Regions from separate parts of the Homo sapiens genome. Here region 2 is linked to region 1. The links are chromatin loops, found by intact Hi-C in ENCODE. Cell type or tissue: heart left ventricle. All regions are shown on one strand.

Region 1 (2,500 bases):
ATCACCGAGCTTATTTTTTCAGTAATTGATGTCATATTTTGGAACTCAATTATTTTTCACCGTGGTCTTCCTCATATTGTACAGGTGCTATTTTTTCAGCTTGCACAAGGTAATTGTACATTCTGCAAAGGGAGTCATCATTCAAAAAACATTTACTAGCTCCCTATTATATCACGTGGTTCAGGACCTGGGGATGTATCAAATGAGAAAGACAAAATCTCTGCCCTCATGGCATTTAGATTAATTTAAAGGACAAATATTTAACAATTAGTTACATAATTTATATTTTTATTTATGATTGGAATAAATGCTAGTGAAAAAAGCACTAGAGATCAAGAGAGGTATAATAAGGATACAAGGCTTAGTTTGAGGAGATACTGTCTATAAGCGCTGTTAATTTCCATTCATATATAATGGGAAATGAAGTGACGAGTCATATTGCCCTCCACAAATTTTCCCATTGGGTGTGTGGAGTGAGATACTAGGATGAGACCATGTACAGCTATAACTCTATCATGAATCCCAAAGTGACTTATTTATCAGATAACAGGTAAGGCAGTGTGCGCCATGATGAGATAGAAAGATATTCCTTTGGATAGAGTTATCAAAGTAGACTGATAAATGGCTCTTCTAGCTATAAATCAGTATTTTGCTTTTTGTTTAATCTCTTGGTTATGTCACTACTTTTGTGACAGCGGGCAAATGAGATCTTATGTTCCTCGTTTTTAAAATAGAAGTCTGAGCCAAGTCCGTGAGTTTAGTTGGTATTTATCGTCTTGAACCCTCCCAAGCTCCAGTTTAGCTGGATTGGAAAAACAAATCCTCATGGTCCATCCAGTTTCACCACCCCATTATTACAGCCAACAGTAGTTTTAGAAATAATGTAATTCATACCTTTTATGAATGCTTCTCCAAGAGGCATTGATATTCTCTGTTATCATGTGGACTTTTCTGGTATCATCTGCAGAATAATCCCGGAGAAGTTTCAGGGCCAAGTCATTTGCCACATCTACATTTGTCTGCCACTGGCGGAGGTCTTTGGCCAACTGCTATAGATTTTTATGAGAAAGAGAATGAATGTCAGTTTTTTTTATGAAATCTCTAGTTGGAGTGTCTTAAAATACTTCGTAAACAGCTTCTGAATCCTCAGGTCAGAATACATATATTAGATTGCTTTTAACCTACCATATGATTTAGTCAATCATGACAGTATAAGGTAACCCACCTTTCAGGACAAACTTTTCAAATGCAGCATCTTGAGCAATAACCAGTATCAAGTATTTCAACTTAGTAGCAATTAATTGGCAATAAAGTGGGCTTAATTGTTTTTATCACAAGAGAAAAAAACTACAAAAATAAGCTCATATATAATTGTTGAATATGTGACATATAACAACATTTGAACGAAAAAAACCTCATACATTTCTTTCCCTCTTCATTAACTTGTTGAATTGTTTATGTAATTAGTGCCATCTACTGGCGTTCAACTAAACCTGCATACAGAAAATATTGAACAACAAAAGAATAGTACTGTTATTCTAGTCACGAATTTTTTGAAGGATCAAAATACTTTTAGAATACCTTACTTTAAAATTAGAAAAAAAGTCAAAATATAAGAATCTTACTAAACCAAATCACCTACATTTTCTTCGTTGTTTGTCTTTGGCAATTCAGTGTTTTCAAACTTGCTATCTCATCACTTGAAACATATTTCAAAGAAAGAAGTCAATTAATGGTAGGTTTTATCTCGAAGCATATCAACCTGAAATTTCTATTAAACATTTCTGCAAGTGCAGAGAGGAGGCTTCTAAGCATTAAGATAATACTAATTGTTAAGATAGTTATATCAAATTCAATAGGATGGGTTAAGTCATTGATAAATGGACACAGGAATAGGAACAGGTAGTTCAAACAAGAGAAAGAGTGGGATGATTTTATTTAAAAAGAAAAAAGTTAACTTTCAAGTAATAAAAAATAGAGTATTAAATTGAAAAGGTACAATTGGACACCAATTAAATTAACAAAAAATAAAATCCAAAGCTGAAAAGACCAGTAAAACTAGCACATTCACGTATTACTGCTGGGGACCGTTATCTATTAGGACAATTTGGCAATAGATACCAAGTGACATACAAATGCTTATTCCCATTGACTCAATAATCTCACTTTTGGTACTTTATCCTGATAAAATCTTCAAAAGAAGATCAATATACTATATGACTTAAAATCTTCATTAACCAAAGCAGTAAAAAAATGAGAAACAGGCCGGGTGCGGTGGCTCATGCCTGTAATCCCAGCACTTAGGGAGGCCAAGGCGGGTGGATCACGAGGTCAGGAGTTCAAGACCAGTCTGGCCAAGATGGTGAAACACCGTCTCTACTAAAAATATAAAAATTAGCCGGGTGTGCTGGTAGGCTCCTGTAATCCCAGCTACTCGGGAGGCTGAGGCAGAGAATTGCTTGAACCCAGGAGATGGAAGTTGCAGTGAGCCAAGATCACG
Region 2 (2,500 bases), 390 kb before region 1:
TGATTCTAATATGCAGTGAAGGTTAAGGACCATTGTCCTTGAGTGACAACAAAGATTGGATGAGTAGCATTCTCCGAGCTAGGAATTTCAGGAGGAGGGGGCAGAAGAGGGTTAGGAAAGAGATGATGAATCCAGTCTTGAACATAATGAATTGGAGGTGGTGATGTAAAAGTGCAGGTATCCAAGAGACAGTTGGACATCTGAGTCTTGAGCTCAGAGGGAAGATGTCTGAATTGGAGCTATGGATTTGCAGTGTACTGTTGGAAGGGTCTTGGGTTCGAATGAGCCCATCTAGTGGAGGCTGTGAAGGGCCAACAGCTGAAACTAGGCTGTTCCTACCTTCCACAAACACATCTTTTTCCTTTCTGGGTTGCATGTGGTTTCAATGTTGGCCTGATGCTAGCTGTGTAAAAATGCAGAGTGGCATAGGAAAGGACAAAGACAAGGAATGGTTTGAACTGGGTACTTGCCTGGAGGGATGGTCCCGAGAGACTTCACCAACTCCTAGGGTTCAGCTTCTCTCTATCTATAGTGCGCCCTAAGTTTTAGTATAACCTGCATCACTTTATAAAAATTCATTTAGAGTATAGGTATCACTTCAATTAACTCGAATACATATTCTATAGTAAAATGTCAGCATTTGGGTATACAATAAAGACATAAGAATTCCATATTCCTCTTTGCATAGTACAAGTACTAACCATGAACAGTGACTCAGACATCTAACAAATGGGTTGGTGTATGGTGAATCATTGCTGGTTAGGGCAAATATTATAGCATACTAATTGAAATATATATATAACAATCCCCCTAGATCAATCTGAAACCAACATCTTCTGGATGTAAGAATATCCAGCCAGGTCACATTAACCAGCAAATGAAGAGGCCTCTAAGTTCAGACACAGAGCACTTCACACCCACACAAAAGCCTATTTTTCCAGGCCCTGTCTCTTTAGGGAGGCAGAGTAAGCCAGACTCAGGAAAGTTCTCTGTGAGCCAGCTGCCATCTAAACCAGAGATTTCACCAGACAGGTTCCAGATAAAGTCGAGCTCTGCTTCACTCTCACACAGTTTTCTTTTAATAAGATTTCTCAAAGCTTCACAGAGCCACCTATATCAAGCCGAACATCTAAAAAGATGTGAATTTTAGCATCTTCACTAAAATAAAGCCATACTTCATTAACCTCACAGGCCGACGGTTGCTTCATGGGAAAGAATTTGGAGTACCTATTAGCCTGCCAGCTATAGCGATAACCCATGTATATGACCCACACCACCTCCTGCTAAAAATGGATCACTGGTTAATGTGGTTCAAGTATATCTGACTACAGCATTCCTGGTCTACCTTAACAGCTCAAACTTGTAACTATTTGTCTGCCTTTCCCCACCGATTGTGCCAAATAAGCGGAATTTCAAAACTGGGCAGAAATTCTTACACTCTGCATAATCTCTCTTCCTCTTCAGCTACAAATAAGGCTTTGTATTCGATTAGACTCACAGCAGGTGAAAACCCCAATTAGTGAATTCATTCTGAGGCCTCTACCTTCCTCCCACACAACACATTTTTGTAAAAAAATCAGGGAAGTCTGCGTCTCTTCTCAAATCAGAAGTAAATTAACCCTTTGATCTACCCAAGCAAACTATTTACTGCATGAAGACTTTTCACTGCAAAATGGGAGGATGTTGAAAGATTCCTCCTTCTTGACTCCATAAGGGAGGTTACAGAAAATTCTATTTTATCAGACTTTATTGTTTTCTTCAAATCCATAAATACTCACATTTTCTGATCAATCTAGAAATTACAGTTTTTCTTTCTACCTGACACTCACAATGCTAATATTATCTAACAAAAGATTAATGGACAGTCTACTACAAGAGAGAATTAATTTTTAGTTATGTTCTTATTTTGGTGTATTTGAGGTGAGAAAAAAAATTAAATTTTAGTTTAAACAGTATGCTTTGGCCTTAGGAAAGGCACAGAGTCTATATTTCATACTTTGTAAATATTTATTTGTCAAAGAAAATTCATCATTGGACAAGGATAGATGTTTGGTTGAACATTAAAAAAAATCAACGCAGCTTTAGTTCTTAGAGTGATTTACTCATACTTTGTCAATTGCTTCTCTGGAAACAATTCACAACCTAGTTTTATTTATGAACATATGATTAAAAAACAGCAGCTTTGTCTTTTTTAATTGTTTTAGTCCTGTCACTTTTCTTGAAACAAGTCGTAGGACTTACCCACAAGAAAATACTGAGCATATATCAAGTAGTAATGCAGCTTTTAGAAGTAGTCATCTGTTACTGTCAGAGGTTCATTTCATTTTGAGTCTTTTTAATTAAAATGCAAAGTTCTACATACATGCCTGCCTAAATTACCCCTTTCTGAAATACTCAAATTTCAAAAAAAAATTTTAAATGCTAATGTAACCATTGTTAATACTCTAGACTTGCTTCTTGAGATTTGGAAAAAAGTAAACAAAGGAATTACCAGTCAATT

What was found. Peaks named below come from ENCODE experiments on the same cell type or tissue, not always from the same donor. Only the 100,000 strongest peaks of a DNase experiment are listed, where the experiment ranks them.
Region 2: a loop joins it to region 1, with 5 times the contacts of the local background. A loop is called at or near these places in 16 of 110 quality-filtered maps.

The regions. Positions count from the first base shown.
Region 1 is chrX:31,657,096-31,659,595 of GRCh38, forward strand. It overlaps DMD (dystrophin), which reads right to left. Exons shown (of 79, transcript NM_004006.3): 54 at 895-1,049. Among named protein-coding and RNA genes, the nearest start is that of FTHL17, 590 kb to the left of the region's middle. In heart left ventricle, a CTCF peak has its summit at 1,475 (motif pointing left); no DNase peak of the experiment used is centred here.
Region 2 is chrX:31,271,089-31,273,588 of GRCh38, forward strand. All of the region lies in intron 62 of DMD (dystrophin), which reads right to left. Among named protein-coding and RNA genes, the nearest start is that of FTHL17, 200 kb to the left of the region's middle. In heart left ventricle, no CTCF peak of the experiment used is centred here; no DNase peak of the experiment used is centred here; H3K27ac peaks cover 848 bases.